Linked DNA regions of Homo sapiens: region 2 is linked to region 1. The links are chromatin loops, found by intact Hi-C in ENCODE. Cell type or tissue: CD4-positive, alpha-beta T cell. All regions are shown on one strand. Links, peaks and the distances in the headings refer to the core of each region. The heading gives the core; the rest is flanking DNA.

Region 1 (8,969 bases), core at 3,343-7,342:
ACTCATACAAATTCCAGGTTATTTCTACCCAGGGACCTCCAGCTGAGCTCATGATGCTCCTTGGAGAAGTGCTGCCTGGGCTTGAAAGACTGGCTCAGCTTATCTAGGTTTATCTGCCATTCCGTGAGCTCAGTGTTGCTGGCAAAGGGGGCAGTGCTCTGTGGCGAATTCCCTGCACAGTGACTCGCCTGTGCTGCTGGAAAATATTAAGGTTTCTGCTGGTGGAAAAATACAGAAAAAGCAAAACCACACATCATCCTTCCTCCTCTCCCCTTCTCTGCTAAACTATGTATTGTTTTCCCTCTTTGTCACTCTTCCAAGAGGCCCACCACATACCTTCCTGACACAGAAATATTAAACCAGGAAGCCAAGAGTTCAGCTAGGCTCGTTTCTTGATTACAGATGATGTCATTAAGTAGCACATCCAGGACTGAAATTCAACTCCATCCCACAACAGAGCTTTCTACCACCCCCACCCCCCATCTGAAGACTATGAGCTCCTGTGGGGAGACAGCTGCTGCATTCTCATGAACATGGTGTCTGGCACCTTAATAGGTCTCAAGAAATAGTTCAGGAATGAGTTTGTGAATGGCTCGCTCTTGTCTATTCCCACAAATACTTTGCAAGAGGTAGTATGATTGTTGATGACATCTCTGTTGAGGTTAGAAAGAGAGAAGGATGCAATAGAGAAGTTCTGGAAGGATATGCAGGTGTAGTGTGTCTCAGGAAAATTAATTTCATGATGTCAGCACTTTCCAGGGTCTAGTCTAGTTGTTTGGGTCTAGAAACCCAATCTTTACAGTGCATTCATAGTTGAGTGTTGGAAACTGCCTCAAGCTAACTAAATTCACAAAATACCAGCATGCTATTAATTAATTCACAATATGCCAAAGGGACTGAGTATTTGAACTGGCTAATTCAACCATTCTCTCCCTAAGGAAAAATAATATAATTTGGGAAGCCACCTCCTTTAACTGTGAGTCCATATAGGGCCCTTATTATGTCACTCCAACCCCTAGCACAGTGAATAATCACACAGAGAGTTATTTTTTCGTAGAAGATAGGCTCCATGAGGGCAGGCGTTGCCTGTCTTGTTCACTGCTATATCCCAGGCTCCTAAAAGAGTGCCTGCCACATACTAGGTTCTCAATGGGTGTTTGTTGAAAGAATGAATACTTGAAGAGTTCTTTAATCAGCACAAAGTTAGGACAAATAAATTTTGTTTTATTGCCCTGTTGCTATTGAAAAGCTTATATGAAGTGATACAACCAACTCTGTTAAGAGAATGCAGCTGCCAAGCAGATGTTAAGGCCATGCCCCCGACTCCTGACTGGCATCTTCTTCATTGGGTGGTATTGAAAACACTGACATTTTGCTCTTTGACCTCCCTTTCACTCTGGAGATCTGCTGGTTGGCACATTCTTTCTTGAGACAAAGTGCTAGCCAGTTGTAATTTTCTCAGTTGTACTTACCTTCTGATCACTCCTCCCCATGACTACACCTTGGCATCCTGGTCACCCTGCTTGAAAGGGGTGAGCTGAAGACTTGCCAGCTGCACATCTGTACTTCTTGGAGGGAGTCCTATTCTACACATGTTGATTCATCCTTGCTTCCTCCACAAAGGGCAACTGAGTGTCCTGGTAGCCTAACCATAGTCTGTAGCAAGTGTAGGGGTGAAACGGTAATGCCTGTCCTCACTCATTGCAAGGTCCCCAGCTAACACCCCTATGATGAAAGACAGATTCACAAGAAAAAAGTATAACAAATTTATTTAACAAAGTTTTATGTAATACAGGAGCCTTCCGAAACAAAAGACCCAAAGACCCAGAGAAAACTTTTTTTTTAATGCTTAGGTTTGATGAAGACTGTACTGCCATGTAGAAATGTGATTGGACAAAAAGGACATGTCCCAATGGTAATAAGCTGAGATGGGAATCCATCATGGCTTGTTTGTTTAGCTTCTTCTTGGCCTCTTGCATAACATTTCTTTCTCCAGGATAAGGCAGGATCACCTGTCAAATGAGAGTTTTAAGGGGAGAAGAAAGGTCAGAGACTGACATTTTTAGGTTTATGGTTTGCTTTGGGAAAGAGGGGTTCTAGTTTCTATGACCTGCTGTGGGAAAGAAATGAAAGAAAGAGAAAGGAGAGTGGGAGAAGCTCAGAAAGAACATCTTGCTTCTGAGGCCCTTCCAATCTCCCTCAGTGCAAAGTATTCAGCATACCAAAGTGCTATACTTGAGGTTCTCATGTTCTGATTCCCAACACAAACATTCAGAGGGAGTTGTGGAAAGAGCAGGCAATTGGAAGTACAAATGAAACGGGGGAGTTCCCTGACCCCCCTTGCAGGACGTGTGATGGGTGTGGCTCATCCATTTGGCCATCTTGCTCTCAAACCCCTTATGGGAGCAGGAACATGCAGACAGGCAGGTGTAGGAGCTGGGGCAAGCACTTTTGGCCTCCGGCCCCATGGTTGCATCTAGGGGTGGGTGCCTGTGACTCCCGAAGCCCAAGTGGGCATGTGTTACAGTGCGCTCTTTCACCCTTGCTGTCCATGGATGGCTTAAGTGTTAAACAGCTCAGTGGACCCTCTGCCTTTTTGCAAGGGCAGAGGGCCAGTGTGACAGTTTTCTGTATTCCGAGCTCTTGTCCAGTGTCCAGGAAAAATAAGGTCACGCCTGGACTTAAAGGATGGCAAACGTGGGAGTTTTACTGAGTGGTGGAGGTGGCTCTCAGTGGGATGGATGGGGAGCTGGAAGGGGGATGGAATGGGAAGATGATCGTCACCTGGAGTTTGGCCATGCAGTGGCCAATCTCCTCTCCTACTGTCCCCAGCCTAGCTCCTCTTGACATTAAGAAGCTCCTTCTCTTCTCTCCTTCTCTGCTCTTCTGTTTGTCTGCTTGTGGAGCCTGGGGTTAGGGTTTATAAGGGTACAGGATAGGTGGGTGTGGTGGGCCAAAAGGCAACTTTTGGGTGTGAAAACAGGAATACCTGTTCCCACGTAGGACTGAAGGTTTCCAAGATTGAGGGTGGGGCTTTTGCCAGGGAGCCACCCTCTTCTACCTAGTATTTCCCTGTTTGCTGTCTGTATCCTTTATCCTTGCACTCCATCTCCAAAATGTGGGGCCCTCCTGAGCCACTAGCTCTCAGGTCTACCCATTCACTGCAAATTCCAATTAACATGTGCATAATGCCTTAGAGTTTATTAACACTCTACACACTTTTCCTATTGCAATTCCCCTGTCATAATAAATTGGCTCTAACTGGGTAGTGGGCAAGAAGAACTCATGGGGTGGTTACAAATACAAATTTAATTTAAAAATTGTGATATAACTATATTAGTAGCTGGGGGAGGGAGGAGAAATAAGGTGGAGAATGTTAAGACAGCTAAATCTTCATCTGCCATAATAGAACAACAATAGCTACTGTCTGGAACTGACAAGTTGGGAAATAGCAATATGTGTATATTCCTTAGAAATATGGAGTTAAATACCAGAAAAAAATAGAAAGGGTTTAGAAGGTTAAAAGAGGTTGCCTTCAAGGAACAGGAATAAGGAGACAGAAAGACAGAAATGTGAAGCAAGAAACCACCATTATTTGTGTGTAGGGGAGGAGAAAATAATTTTTTCTCTACCTTTTCTGAGTTTTTTGTTAGGACAGACCCCTGTACCGAAATTAATAAGAGAAAAAAAACAAGTTTATTAATATGTATATCTCATGTATACAAGGGAGATAGCCAGGGAATGAATAATTCTTGAGAGCAGATCTCAAATAGGTAGCTTTGACTTCAAGCTTAAAAACCATCCTTTGCTAAAACAGAGAGGGAAGGGTATGGAGAAGGCCAGTTACGAGGAGACAGCCAGGAAAGCACCTGAAACCAGGGTGAGGTTTGCGATGCAGATTTAAATCCATGCCTTTTTCATTGATAAGAGTTTCTAGTGATTTAGAGTCATTCTTCTCTTCCTGTTGCAGACAGGAAGACACCCTTATGTATGGAGATCTCCTTTATAGACATAAACTTTCCTTACAAAAGGGTAACTTCTACTGTTGTTTTCAGAGATTCTCCTCTGCTGCAGTTTCTCAAAATAATCAGCTCAAAATAATCCTCATGCTAAAGAGGCATATTTGGGGGTGGCATGTTTCTGGTCTCCTAAAGTCATAGGAGAATTCAGGACATGTCCTGAATCCCATCATTTGTCTTAAGTCTTTTACTACTATTTGACATATATATGGCAAATATATATATACATGTTAACGGAAAGGCATCCAGATCCAGACCCCAATAGAGGGTTCTTGGATCCTGAGCAAGAAAGAATTTGGGGCAAGTCCACAGAGTAAAGTGAAAGCAAGTGTATTAAGAAAATAAAGAAATAAGGAAAGGCTACTCCGTAGGCAGAGCAGCCCTGACAGCTACTGGTTGCCCATTTTTATGGTTATTTCCTGATGACATGTTAAACAAGGGGTGGATTATTCATGCCTCCTCTTTTTAGACTATATAGGGTAACTGCCTGATGTTGCCATGGCATTAGTAACTGTCATGGCACTGGTGGGAGGTTAGCAGTGAGGACGACCAGGGGTCACTCTCATCACCATCTTGGTTTTGGTGGGTTTTGGCCGGCTTCTTTACTGCAACCTGTTTTATCAGCTAGGTCTTTATGACCTGTATCTTGTGCCGACCTCCTACCTCATCCTGTGACTTAGAATGCCTAACCTCCTGGGAATTCAGCCCAATAGATCTCAGCCTTATTTTACCCACTCCTATTCAAGATGGAGTTACTCTGGTTCGAATGCTTCTAACACACACACAAGTGTATACACACACATACGTGTGTATTTGTGCTTACATATATGTGTATATGTTTGTATACACATATATCCATACCTTTTCTTGATAAAAGTTAAAAATGAACAAAGAAGGCTAGGGTATGCAATGCATGATAAGGAAATTTTCATCAAAAATAGCTAGTGTCGACAAGCAACCACTTTAGATTTAAGATGCAACCTTCAGCTCTCTGAAAAATGCTCTGACGTGGTCCTCTTCACTCCCACACTGAAGTCAGCATGGCTTACCATACTCACTACACAAATCTCCTTTCAGGCTCCACCTGTTCCATTACCTGAGCAAACAACAGCAAGCAGCAACCCATGCTGCCAACTCACTCTCTGAGGTGAGTTCCAGAACCTACAGGGTGGCATTATCACATTCTTGGGCTGACAGCACTTTTGCCTCCGTGGCTCCCTCTTCATTAAAAAAAAAAAAATTAAAAATTGTATTTGAAACAACTGTATTGGTTTAAAAATTGACATAGTCTAGATTCATTATTAGGTATTCATTAATATTCTATTTTTTCTTCTGATTTTGAAAGTAATTAAAACACTTTCATGGGTCCCTAAAAGTCTCATGGGCTCTAGGCACAGTGCCTGCTCCACCTAATGGGGAAATTGGCCCTGAGAACCTGAGGCAGGAAGAAGGGACAGATCAGCAAAGCACTCTGCCACCCTCTGCAGGTCCTGGTAGAAAAGTATCAAAAGCAAAGAAATAATAAAACCCTACTGGGGCAAAGTCATCCTTACATCAGCTGGTATTTGTTAGGGAGTTGTCAGGTGCAACTTGCAAAAACATCTTGTCAAATGTCCACAGCTTTCCTGTGAGGTGACTCTCACGTCCACAGATATCCAGTGGCCCCAGAGGTTAGGTTTCATGTCTCAGTTCACCCACGCCATTCATGGCAGCCCAGGAATGTGTAACCACTCAGTCTGGCTCTTCCCTGCCTGTCAAGGAGGTGAGGCCGTAGGGTGTGGGGTGGGTGGTACACCTGCTCCCTGTCACCCTCCGAGTCCTCCCTTCCACACCCACACTCTGCCTTGCATGGAAATTAAACATCAGTGACTAATAAATTTGAAGTCAAAATCTAATGTGCTTTTTTTCACTCGCATCCGTGTGAAGAGACCACCAAACAGGCTTTGTGTGAGAAACAAGGCTGTTTATTTCACCTGGGTGCAGGCGGTCTGAGTCTGAAAAGAGAGTCAGCGAAGGGGAGATAAGGGTGGGGCCGTTTTATAAGATTTGGGTAGGTAAAGGAAAATTACAGTCAAAGAAGGGTTGTTCTCTGGCGGGCAGGAGTGGGGGTCACAAGGTGCTCAGTGAGGGAGCTTTTTGAGCCAGGATGAGCCAGGAGAAGGAATTTCACAAGGTAATGTCATCAGTTAAGGCAAGGACCGGCCATTTTCATTTCTTTTGCGGTGGAATGTCATCAGTTAAGTCAGGAACAGGCCATTTTCACTTCTTTTGTGATTCTTCAGTTACTTCAGGCCATCCGGGCATATACGTGCAGGTCACAGGGGATGTGATGGCTTAGCTTGGGCTCAGAGGCCTGACACTTTAACAATTCCATAAATGTGCTTTCCTTTGCCTCTACAAAGATCAGACTTTTTGTGACATTTTCCCCCTTCTGTTTTAGTTCTTTCAGGCTGTGCATTCTGTTTAGTTCATTACAAAAATATCATAAACTGGCTTGTTTATAAACAACAGAAGTTTATTTCCCACGGTTCTGGAGCTGGGAAGTCTAAGATCAGGGTGCCAGCTGATTCAGTGTCTGCTGAGAGACCATTTCCCGGTTCGTAGACGACTGTTTTCTCACTGTGCCCTCACATGGAGGAAGCGGGGAGGGAGCTCTCTGGAGTCTCTTTTATAAGGGTGCTAATCCCATCTGTGAGGACTCCACCCTCATCACCTAATCACCTCCCAAAGGCCCTACCTCCAAATACCATCACCTTGGGGGTTAGGATTTAAACATATGAATTTTGGGGGGACACATTTAGTCCATCGCATGTTCAAATCTGAAATATTCCTTAGTGGCATCCCTGTGTTCCTGTCCTGTTAGTGTTGTGCTGCTGACCTGGGTGGCAAAGGCTAAGCCTCTGCTCCAGCTGGTCCATTTTGCAAATGCTGTACTGTGAGTATTGCATTTGCACAGTCAGGGTCCCCTTTCCCCTGAAAATTCAAATGAGGCCACAGACAGCTGGCAATTTCAACTCCACCTCATTTTCCCCAGCTCTTACTCATTTCTGTGCCTGAAAGGGACTGAATGGGTGGGGGAAGGTGACAATTTGCATTTATATAGAATCCCAGCTTTAAGTTAATTAATCAAAACACTAAGCTACCCTGACAAATCCTTCAGGGAAAGCAGAAAGCTAAACCCTGCTGCACCTTGTTTGAAATAATGATTCAGGCTGCGGCAAAATCTCACAACAGGCCCCCTGAAGCTCGCGACCTACCACCTGCGGAAAATCTTTCTGCAGGAGGACTTCATTCACTTATCCCGACAAGATGATCTTCCTTTCCACTTTTCCTATCTCACCTCTGTACCCACTCCCCAGGCAAAAACACTCCATAATTAAAGAGAGAAAATATGCTCAAGAGGAACAGAGATGTTTCCTGAAGTAAATAAGAAAAGTAAAACAATCCATGAAGGGCTGGGTTGCACGCCTGCCCTCAGGTGGGTTGAGGCAGAGTGCCAGGCCCCAGGCAGTGGACACACACCAAGCAAGCATGACACTAGCAATCACACCCTTTGGGTTCCTTACGACACACTGTGGGAGGCTGTGAGGAAACCATCGAGGGAAGAACAGGCAGACCTGATGCAGAAATTCGATAAAAGATAGAATTCACCAGGACATTAACATATGCAATGAATATTGGGGTGGGACCCAAACTGTCCCTGGAGTAATTACCTTAGGGGAATAGGATGGAGAAGGAGGTGCAGGCATTCTTCACTTTATATTCTTCTGGAGGTTTGTACGGCTGGCCCTTGAATAACATGGTTTGAATTGCACTTTTATGCAGGTTTTTTCAATAAAAGTTACACTGAGTGTGCTGCCTCTCCTGCCTCTCCTTCCACCTCCTCCACCTCTTCCACTTTTGCCACCCTTGAGACAGCAAGACCAATCCCTCCTTCTCCCCCTCCTCTTCCTCAGCCTGTTCAACGTGAAGAAAAAGATGAAGATCCAGCTTCACTTAATGAAGAGTGAATATACTTTCTCTTCCTCATGATTTTCTTAACACCATTTTCTCTTCTCTAGCTTACAGTTTATAATGCATATAACACCCTATATATGCATTAATCAACTGTTTATGTTATTAGTAAGGACTCTGGTCAGCAGTAGCCTATTAGTAGTTAAGTTTTGGGGGAGTCAAAAATGATACATGGATTTTCAACTGCATGGTGAGGGGGGGGTGGCGGTTAGTGCCCCTAACCTCTGTGTTGTTCAAGGGTCAACTGTACTATTTCTGTTAAACAAAGAGCATGGATTGCTTTTACCACCAAAAAAAGCATTATAAAAAATAAATTATTTTCAGCTACTGCATAAAAGAAATTAAATTACAGCCACAGGAAAACCCCAAGGGGGAAATGATAAGGGCAGAGAAGCTAGAATTAAAGGACCTAAGTTCCTTATTCAGCTTTCTGAGCCTCAGATTCTTTATGCAAAAAACTGAGGAAATTGTAATACTTGCCCACTGTGGTCACCCCAGGACGATTAAATGAGATAATAGGTGGAAAAAAGTGCAGCTTATTTTTCACTTGGTCCTTTAACTTTACACAGTAATGAAGTTTAAATGCTATGGCCCCTGTAAACCAAAAATAAAATTCTAAGCTCCCCAACAGACTGAATGGACCCCTCTGGATTCAGGGGGACCGAAAGAAAACCAGAAAAACTAGTTTAGGCTATGAGGGGAAGACAGGGTGTCAGATGTGTCTCCTTATACTTTCTCCTTTCTGGAATTCCTTTCTGGAATTCAGGCACAATTGACCCGCATTAACATTAAAAGAGAGATCTTATTGCTACCTTGTAGCAATAAGACATCAAATTCCAACCTGACTCTAGTATAACATCACATGACAGATAAAGAAGGAAATCAAAATATTTTACTCCAAAATATGTTTCTTTGCCATATTTTGAAATGGTCCTG
Region 2 (11,167 bases), core at 4,382-8,381, 690 kb before region 1:
ACATTATTTAATCAGATGTATAGATAGACAGAGAGACAGACCGATAGATAGATAGATAGATAGATAGATAGATAGATAGATAGATACAGCCTTTTTTGCTAATAAATTTTTAAAAAGAAAGATGCAGTGGATATGTACTTTTTTCCAAATTGCAAACAATACATTTTCTATTTGAATCAAATAAAGCTAATTCAGAACACTGAAAATCAATATATTCACAGAAAAATTATTCTAAGACCTTTATACTTCTTGATTTTTCAAGGTTAAAAAATTGTTATTATCAAGAAAACTTACAGAAAACTTCCATTTACTTCAAATCCAAATAATTCGATAATATAGTTACTGTTTTATTTTTATTTTTAGAGACAGAGTTTTGCCCTGTCGCCCAGGCTGGAGTGCAGTGGCGCTATCTCGGCTCACTGCAAACTCCACCTCCTGGATTCAAGTGATTCTCCTGCCTCAAACTCCCAAGTAGCTGGGATTACAGGCATGTGCCATGATACCTGGCTATTTTTTGTATTTTTAGTGGAGACGAGGTTTCACCATGTTGGCCAAGCTGATCTCGAACTCCTGATTTCAAGTGATCCCCCTGCCTTGGCCTCCCAAAGTGCTGGGATTATAGGCGTGAGTGACCACACCTGGCCTATAGTTACTATTTTAGAATAATATTATATAGCACTCATATCTAAAATTATGTGCCTAAAGAATTGTAAGACTTCTCAAAGATTATATTACATTCAAAATATCTGTAGTAGTATACGAATAATAAAGCTTTAAAGACTAGTAATTCATTATGGTAGCTGTGATGATTCTTAGTTAATCAGATTATTCAAGTTACCAGAACATTTCCAATCTGGGCAAATGTGGGTTTACTCTAGAAGAATGTATATATCCTCATCATTTGGTCCCAATCCATCTGTACTAATTATACATATTTTTCCTTTCTCACTCCCCAATAAGCTTTTGTTTTGTTATAGAAGAGCATTGCTGTTTACTGTTTCATATGCATTTAATTTATAAAGTCAATTTGTGCATAATTATTTGTATTAACCTGTAGATTCTATAGGAGTAATTATTAATCGGCACTTTCCATAGCACCTAGCATATGGTAGACCCACAAATATTTATGAACAAATTGAATGGCAAAAATCTAACCTTCAAAAATAATATGCTCCATCTATTAACACAATTTTCATCACCTGATCATTAAAATTCACTGTATATCCTTTCTCCTCAGCAACAAAGTTCACCTCAATACATAAATACTTACTTTCTCTCCTTTCAGGCTCATTTTGTTCAAGACCATAAGCTCCTGATGGATTCAGCTGCCACTGTAAGAGTGCACAAACATTTTACTTGTTTAAAGAGGATTTAATACATAGCATTCCAGCACATTGATTTTAAATATCAAAACAACTTCTTAAAAATGGAAGAAAAATGGCTGGGCATAGTGGGTCACACCTGTAATCCCAGCACTTTGGGAGGCCAAGGTAGGTGGATTACCTGAGTTAAGGAGTTTGAGACCAACCTGGCCAACATGGTGAAACTCCGTCTTTAATAAAAATACAAAAATTAGCTGGGCGTGGTGGCACGCGCCTGTAGTCCTAGCTACTTGGGAGGCTGAGGTAAGAGAATTGCTTGAACCTGGGAGGTGGAGGTTGCAGTGAGCTGAGATGGTGCCACTGCACTTCAGCCTGGGTGACAGAGCAAGCCTCCATCTTGAAAAAAAAAAAAAATTAAAAAAATAGAAGAAAAAGAAGTTAGCATGTTCAAATTAACAAAGCCCTAATAACGCCACACTGAGTGATCCTGAATGATATAACTTCTGGGATCCGAATCAATACTCTTAGAGAAGTTGAAGATTCTTTACATTCATTTTAATTGGAAGTAAGTGGAAGACCAGAGGATTGGAGTGACTTGTCTCAGGTTACACCCTAACTACAGGAGGCAATAGAATTAGAACCCATGCCCAGTACTATGGAATTAACATCGCATTGTATTCTATCTCCAGGTCCTAGAGAATCTTATAATAGCTAGAAAAGGCCTAGGTATTAAAGAATGAAAATATGACCAAGATAGGCCATGCACAGTGGCTCACGCCTGTAATCCCAGCACTTTGGGAGGCTGAGGTGGGTGGATCACGAGGTCAGATAGAGACCATCCTGGCTAACAAGGTGAAACCCCGTCTCTACTAAAAATACAAAAAATTAGCTGGGCGTGGTGGCCGGTGCCTGTAGTCCCAGCTACTCGAGAGGCTGAGGCAGGAGAATGGCGAGAACCCGGGAGGTGGAGCTTGCAGTGAGCCGAGATTGCACCACTGCACTCCAGCCTGGAAGACAGAGCAAGACTCTGTCTCACAAAAAAAAAAAAGAAAAAAGAAAAAAAAAAGAAAAGAAAAAGAAAATATGACCAAGATTACCTTGCCTTTTAATGTTGTTATATCATAAACTATTACCTGCATCATATCATTTTATATCATATCATATATCTCCTCTGATTACTGTATTTCATCTCAACCATTCAGGAATAAATAGGGAAGCCTGAAGATTCACAGATATTACATAGAATATTGGGGCAGGAGAAAATAAAAATGGAGAGTAATCGGTATCTTATAGCACAGCCCTTCTTTTCTCAGCTGGATAGAATCTCTATCAGAATCACTAATGACTTAACCAAAAGGCCCTGCTAGGGCACCATCTCAGGACACAAATATGGATTACCCGGGAGCCTCTTCCATAAGCATCAGTTCACTCATCAGATTAACTAGTTAACATCACGAGCCTTGAGGGGGGATGAGATACAGGACAAACATTTTACCATGTATTAAAAGTCCCTGGAAAGGGAGGACATCTAGAAATGGTTGGTTATTTAAACGAATGGGATGGTTTAGGCTAGCACCAAGAAAGAGAGAAGACTTAGAAAGGGTAGGAAGCTACATGAGAAATTACCAAAAAAATGTTTAAAATTAGGCATTTTTTGAAAGACGTCAAACCACTAAAACCTATTAATTTGGGCAGACAAAGTAAAAACAAGTAATCCTGAATTTATGTTTAAGGACATTCATAAAAAGGCTTCTTATAACTGTAAAAACTTAGAAACAATCCAGGTGTCCAACAACATGGGAATGGTTAAATAAGTTAGGCCTATGGGTTGGAATATTGTGTTAAATTATTTAAAATATTTTTTAAAGAACTTTTAGTGGCAGAAAATACAGCAACATGTTAATTGTGGTATCTATGAGTTGTGAGATAATACACGTTCTTTTTTATTTTCCTAGTCTTCTACAATGAGCATATACTACTTTCATAATAAAAATAAGTAATATAACCTAATAGAGAAAAATCCACACATATTAAAGAGAAAACAAAGAACTGAGTATGTGGACATGGATATAGATTGATAAAATCTATTCTTGGAAACAGTGTTGCCCAGTCCTAGCCTGGTTTGTGACAACACCACAGAATAGAACTACTTATCTCAAGGTCTATGGTAACTTATCAAAAAGGAAAGCAAAAAATCTTTCAAAGTAATTTCAATTTGCTTTAATCTTAAAAACAAATACCAAATTTATTGACACACACTATTTTTGATAATCTTGGTACTGAAATTCAGATTTAGAACAAATTCTAGTTCATGTTAATTACTTGCATTTACAAAACTAGGTATCTAGCTAACCATCTACATAATATTTGCAGCCAGGCCAGATGAGAAGGATGAGAAGATGGACAGCTCATCTTCACTGGAGGTAGAACAGAGAACAACCATGAACAACAGCCTTTGGAACATGTGCCTGAGTGAGGGTATTTCCGGGAGGGTCTGGCCCAACTGGGTGCTTCCTTTCCCATCTCTGCCCCTGAAGATCCCCTTAGTCTTCCTGCCTCCTTCTGCTTCTCTTGCCCTTTCTTAAGTTCTTCTGATCTCTTCATTCTCTTTACAATTGAAAAGCTATTAAAATCTACCAGTAAGCAAGATATTTCAGAATTCTCCATAACCCATCACTCATAGTCCTTAATCTTTATGATTAAGTCACTTAATCTTTATGAGGAGAACTTGAAAAACCTATTTATTCACACTCTTCAGGAGGAATGAAGAGACAGAAAACAAAAACACGGAAGTAGAGATTTCTCTGACTAGTTGGATATAAGCTTTTATTGAGTTTTACAAAAAAGGTATCTTTCCCATCTCTGCCTTCTTTCAGTGCCATGTCAACACCCCCTCATTTAAAAATGTGATAAACTTTAAATAAGACAATTAGAAAAAAATGACAATATTACAAATGGTAAAAACTTATGATACTTCATATACACATGACAGACACTGGATAGTATGTTTCTATATTTAAAATTATATACATATATAATTATATGTTATATGTCCAAGTTAATCATATATATGTATGTTCCAGGTATCCTGGACTCAAACTGATGTATATGGCAGGAATGTAAAGCTGAAATATATAAACGGTTCTTTTATATCATTTTTCTTCCCACTGCAAATTCTAGTAGTTAAATGTTACATTAACTCATTCAATGCCAGGATTAAATCATTGGATGTCATAGAAACAATGTATGATTCTGGACAGGATCCTTTTGCTATATAAAAGCAGTCCCCAACCTTTGTGGCACCAGGGACCAGGTACCGGTTTCATGGAAGTTTTTCCACAGACCAGATGGTGAGGAATGGGGGATCATCAGGCTTTAGATTCTCATAAGGAGTGCACAACCTAGATCCCTTGCATGGGCAGTTCACAATAGGGTTCACACTCACATGAGAATCTAATGCCGCTGCTGATCTGGCCGGAGGCAGAGCTTAAGCAGTAATGTGAGCAATGGGGAGTGACCATAAATACAGAAGAAGCTTCTTAACTGGTACCCAGGGGTTGGGGAAACCTGCTATATAAGACATTTCTTGGGCAGCTAATGAACCTTGACTGGAATCTGTGGATTAGTGGCAGTAATGTATCAATGTTAATTTCCTGATTTTTATGGTTGTAATTATGTGGTTATTTCTCATTTGAGGAAATAAAGGGTGAGCTGGTATCATGTCAACAACTTCTGGGAAAAAATTTCTTTGTAGTGTTTTTATAACTTTTCTGTATGCTTAAGGTTTTTTCCAAATAAAAAGCTTTTTGAAAACCAAAATAGGCTGAGAACAGTGGCTCATGCTTGTCCCAGCACTTTGGGAGGCTGAGGCAGGCAGATCGCTTGAGCCCAGGAGACAGAGATTGCCAAGATGGCGCCACTGCACTCCAGCCTGGGTGAGATAGTGAGACCCTGTCTCAAAACAAAAACAAAAGCAAAAAAAAAAAAAAAAAAACCCACAAAAACCAGAACCCAAATAGTGAAGAGGTATAAAGACTTAAAAGTTCTTGTGTTTTCCATGAACTACCTCAGTACATTTTTGGAACTATCAAATAAGAAATTCTTTTTTTCCCGGGCCAGTCGTGGTGGCTCATGCCTATAATCCCAGCACTTTGGGTGGCCGAGGCCGGTGTATCACCTGAGGTCAGGAGTTCAAGAGCAGCCTGGCCAACATGGTGAAACCCCGTCTCTATTATTAAAAATACAAAAGATTAGCTGGGCATGGTGGCGTGCGCCTGTAATCCCAGATACTGGGGGGTGGGGGGAGGGGGGTGGGGGTAGCAAGGCAGGAGAATCGCTGGAACCCGGGAGGCTGAGTTTGCAGTGAGCCGAGATCACGCCATTGCACTCCAGCCTGGGCAATGAGTGAAACTCCATCTCAAAATAAATATATAAATAAATAAACAAATATTCTTGTTTTCCTGATTTTTCTCATGAGAAATGTGTGTGTTTGTGTGTGTGCACCTCCCTTTGTTTGGGGGTGGGGGTGACCTTTAAACTATTGCAGGGGATCCCAAACCTTTGGCAGCAACCAGTACTGGTCCGTGGCCTGTTAGGAACTGGGCCGCACGGCAGCAAGTGAGTGCAGGCGAGCGAGCATTACCGCCTGAGCTCCACCTCCTGTCAGATGAGCGGTGGAATTAGATTCTCATAGGAGCAGAACCCTACTGTGAACTGCACACCTGAGGGATCTAGGCTGCGTGCTCCTTATGAGAATCTATTGCCTGATGATCTGAGGTGGAATAGTTTCATCCCAAAACCATAACCCCATCTGTGGAAAAATTGTCTTCCACAAAACCGGTCACTGGTGCCGAAAAGGGTGGGGACTGCTGAAGTATTTTCACCTCTATCCACCTCTCTAAGCCAGAAAGGAGAGGGAAGAGATGGGTCAGAGATTTTTCTTTTATCAGCCACCAGATGGCACCAAAAGATCCACTGGCTCAATTCTCTACAGAGATGTAAATTCATAAGGCAGGAATCCTTAGCTGAACAGTTGCAGTTAGGTAAGGGTTTGCACATATAAATAAACTCAATAATAATAATAATTTGTTGAAACTCGGCCGGGCGCGGTGGCTTACGCCTGTAATCCCAGCACTTTGGGAGACGGAGGCGGGCGGATCACCTGAGCTCAGGAGTTTGAGACCAGCCCGGACAACATGGCGAAACCCCGTCTCTACTAAAAATACAAAAATTAGCCAGGCGTGGTGGCCGGCGCCTGTAATCCCAGCTACTCGGGGGGCTGAGACAGGAGAATCACTTGAACCCAGGAGGCGGAGTCTGCAGTGAGCCGAGATCGAGCCACTGGCACTCCAGCCTAGGCAACAGAGAGAGACTCTGTCTCAAATAATAATAATAAAATAATAATAATAATAATAATAATAATAATTTGTTGAAACTCTTTAAAAGGGTGGGAATCACTAACTTACAATATTGCAGCAGGGTACCTAACAACATAATACAAAATACACCTGAAAAAAATGTGTATCTACTTACCGTAAATTTGCTAACACCTTCAAGCTCCCCGAACCTCATGTAAGAGATGTCTGCCTTCTTTTTTCCAACATCTACATCTCCTGCATAGATTTGTTTTATGCCTGCACCTTTAATTAAAGGTACACACTCATCACATGGGCACTTTGTCACAAAAATCATGCTTCTTTCTTCTGGTTTTATTTCTTGACACCTACAAAAAAAATTATAAAATATCAGAAAGGTCGTTTCTGAAAGGGTAAGTTATTTTTTAGAAAAATCTTTAAACACTAAAATTGAGCTGTTTTAAAAACAGATTTATGACATTATTAATAATGATCATCAAGCCTTAGACTTGCTGAATTACTGAATGTTCAAAGTATGTAAACCCACAAAAGTGTTATGATACAACCTGAACATGACAATTATTATAACTAAAAATAATTTATTGATTCTAAGTAAGAGGTTCAGTTTCAGATTACAAAATAAATGAAATCAGGAAGATACAGACACCAAAGAAAGAGAGAAAAAACCCCCAATGCTTTCTAAATAAGTACCTGTTTAGAATACTGGAATTAGATTTGAAACTGATACCTTAAGAGCTAATCATGTCTGATTAGACACTAACTCATCTTGTTAGACAAATGACACAGCCCTATCTGGTACCTAGTGGATAGTCAATAAATGTTTACTAAATGAATAATCAAATACTTAAGTTCTGTTTTGACTTATAGTTCCCTTACCCCTTCCCTATCATAGGATAATTTTAAAAAGAAAAGTTTCTATTTGATATATTCACACCTCTGTACAAAATGAAGCAAGTAAATCTGTAATGAAGAGGACAAGGAAAAGAATAGAGGGAATTTTGGGTGAAATTTTGCATGCTGAGGGTAGTTTAGGACTAACAACTGGGGCTGCAAGGACTGACTTCCGGGTTCTGAGGCTTACGTAGCTCTCAGCCAGCCATCTTCAATTCCTCCACCGCCAGCCTTCCACATCCATCTTCCTTGTTGAGACTGTTATTTACGTTCACCTGGACTAGGGCAACAGAATTCTATGCATCTAGTCTGTTCAAACAATACTACCTACATAATCTATAGCGTATGGCTCTGTCAATGCCATTCCATTTCCCCGCTGCCTACCAAATGGAGCATAAACTCAAAGTCCTCTCGAGTCCAGTCCCAGCCTGTCCTTGTGAGCTGTCTTTCCCTTGTGTCCACATTCCAACCTAACTGGAATATTCATGCTCCTAAACACACCACGGATTTTCCTACTTCTAGACCGTTGCTTATGCTAGAAGCAAGAATGGTCTTCCCTTCCCTTCCAATTGCCCCAGTCTAGGAATCCTTTAAAGCTCAGTTCAGATGCCAGTTCTTCCCTAAAGCCTTTCCCTTGCACTCTCCCATTTGTCCATAGCAGCTCCAGAATGTCCGCAGCACTTTACATTTGCCCCTCCCACAGAATCCACAGCACGAGGTGGATGCCGTCTCATATCCCCTATTGCATTAGAAGCTCTCCAAGGACAGGAGTCATGTCTTACACAGTTTTTTAATCCCTTAACCTTAATGGTAAAGGCTGAGAAGTGTTTGTGAAAATGATGTAAATTAACAGGTATAATCACTAACAAAAGCTCTTTTGAAGCAATTTGGTTCATTATAAATCCCTATTCTGAATACTGCAGGCCATTGTAACACAATGGTAAGTATTTGCGTATCTGAACATAAAAAAGGTAACGTGTGATGTTACAATGGCTACTTCACTCAGGAATTTTTCAGCTCTGTTATAATCTTATGGGAACACGTTGTGCATGTAGTCCATCGTTGCTCAAAATGTCTTTCTGTGGCGTGTAACTGTATTAATAAATGCGTGCTCCAGATTTAGAAAACAAAGGAGCCTTAACATCCAGAAATATGAGAGGCTGAGCAAGATCCCAAAGGATAAACTTAAAGCAGTTTCATATTGGAGAGAGGCAAGGGAAAAAAAGACATGCTCAACAAATTGGGAAGACCTGAAGAGGCGATGACCTCAGGTCAGGTCATAGCTTCAGGTCTGGCAGTGAGGACCAAGCTTTACCAAAGTTATACTTCTGAAAGGAAACTTTCTTGGAATTTGAAAAAGGAAATAAATTACAATTATAAGAAAATTAATTTCAACCAACCCTTGCTACATTTTAAAGAAAAGTACACCAAGAAGGATTTCATACCTAAATGTCAAGGCATTCTGTTCCGCATGTATGATGTATCTGAATTTCCTTATTTCTCTGTCTTTCTGCTTGTCATCCATGTGTGGGAAGTCAGCATACTCAGATCCAACAGGAAAAGCATTGTAACCACATCCTACAAAGTACATGGCACCTGTTCCATCACAACTTCTCTACGAGAGTGAGCAAACCAATGGTTAGTTTCAACATTCTGAAAAGACACTTTGCAATGTATTTTTGAAGCTTGCTATCATACTTTGTATAATGAATATTCATTCAATTTTCTACAGTAAACTGAGCTATCAAAAAATATAATACCAGATACTCCTACTGCAGTGTGATCTTGTCAAAGCTAAATTCCAAGAAGGCCAACCACCTCTCTAATCTATAATCTCAAGGAAGTCCTTGTTTTTTGCAATTAATTAAATACTATCTTACTTAACTAACAAATTATTTCACTTGATTCAGATATTACTTCCCAAATAAATTATAGATCCTGGAGAGCAGAAACCATGTTATATATTTCTTTTCCATCCCTTCAACATGTTCGAGTATTCTGTACATAGCAGGTACTCAACAAGTGATTGTTAATTTCTTATGTGCTCTGTGCCATGCTACTGGTTAGCAAGTCAAAAACTTTTAAATACTTTAAACAGAAAATTTCTGTTGGGCTAAAAATGTGCTATTGTGATTTAGTTGGAAAATAAAAAATGCATTTTCATCTTCAGTATTTATTAAGCCTCTATTATATGCATATTATTATAGAACTTCTTACTTCAATGGCTCTTATTTCTCTTTTAAAGAGAAATAGTAGTTAATATGAATGCTTTATCAATTATTAGAATGAAATATTAGTAATGTGTGTGTAATAGTTTTTTGGAATATGCTATAAAACTCATTAAATTTCAATATATTATAATTACTCATGATAATATCAACAGACTCATTACTGTAGCAGCTTCATAAAAATCATGTAATAGTGAGCCAACAAAAGCCTGCAAACAAAATATTATCTCATTAATAAATCTGTTTGAACATTTACTAAATGTCAAACATCATGCTGAGTTATTTATTTATTTATTTATTTAGAGACAGGGTCTCACTCTGTCACCCAGGTTTGACTTCCTGGGCTCAAGTCATCCTCCCATCTCAGCCTCCCAAGTAGCTGGGACCACAGGCGTATGTCACTATGCCTGGCTAATTTTTTCTTTTTTTGTAGCAACGGGGTCTCACCATGATGCCCAGGATTGTCTTGGACTCCTGGGCTCAAGGAATCCTCCCACCCCCGCCTCCCAAAGTGCTGGATTACAGGCATGAGCCACTGCACCCAGCCATACTGAGTTTTACATGGATCATTTCATTTGATCAATTCTTGAAACAACCTAAAGAGTGATACTATTAATATTACTGTTTTACAGATAAGGAAACTGAGGACAAGAGTGATTAATTGTCTAGGGTCACAAAATGAGTAAGTAACATAGCCAGAATTCAAGCCCAGATTACTTGACTCTAAGCCATGTGTCTTTCCATTTCACCGTGCTGCCTGCTGGCCTACTCTAGAGATAACTAGAAACTGACATTCTCCACAAAATCATTAACAACCAGATGTTAAGCCAAAAGTCTGCTGAGCATTCATGTACACACAAATGAGAGTTCCAACCACCAGTTAGACCTATGCTAGGTGCTGGAATACAACTGTAAACAAGACAGAGAGTCCCTACCCTCATGAGCCTTCTAGTCTGGGGAGGGTAAGAAATTGAACAGATAACTTTAACTGTGATGAATGTCACAGACAAGTTGTACAGAGTGCTGAGGAATTTCTGGCAGAGGAGCCTAGTATTCTAGTAGGAGTTAACAGTTGGGGTACAGGTAAGTAGAGTCAAGAGGTATTTTGAAGGTGGAATCCATTGTGCTAGGTGATTGTATGTGTACAGTAACAGACAAGATGGTGACCACTGATGAGGGAGGAGGTTAGCAGGGAAGATACTGGATGAGTGAACTTGAGGAGTTTGTGAAACATCAAAGCAAATTGTCAGATTACTTTCTGTGAAGTCCCTGAGGCAAAATGTAGGCTCACCTTTCAGTCAGCTATATAGTTACTAAATATCTCTTGATTCTAGCCTCCTAACCCATCCCC

The links. A loop is a pair of places that touch in the nucleus more often than their neighbours do. Peaks named below come from ENCODE experiments on the same cell type or tissue, not always from the same donor. Only the 100,000 strongest peaks of a DNase experiment are listed, where the experiment ranks them.
Region 2: it touches region 1 in a loop (10-fold over the local background); 17 of 110 quality-filtered maps call a loop at or near these places.

Annotation. Positions count from the first base shown.
Region 1 is chr13:48,592,345-48,601,313 of GRCh38, reverse strand. LOC105370202 (a long non-coding RNA gene) reads right to left here. Exons shown (of 3, transcript XR_941958.4): 3 at 1,754-2,012. Among named protein-coding and RNA genes, the nearest start is that of LINC01077, 6.2 kb to the right of the region's middle. In CD4-positive, alpha-beta T cell, for the core only: CTCF peaks have their summits at 5,305 and 5,505 (motif pointing left); a DNase peak (open chromatin) is centred at 5,473.
Region 2 is chr13:49,276,386-49,287,552 of GRCh38, reverse strand. It overlaps CDADC1 (cytidine and dCMP deaminase domain containing 1), which reads right to left. Exons shown (of 10, transcript NM_030911.4): 7 at 9,034-9,203; 8 at 6,855-7,044; 9 at 1,271-1,331. Among named protein-coding and RNA genes, the nearest start is that of CDADC1, 34 kb to the right of the region's middle. In CD4-positive, alpha-beta T cell, for the core only: a CTCF peak has its summit at 6,278 (motif pointing right); a DNase peak (open chromatin) is centred at 6,282.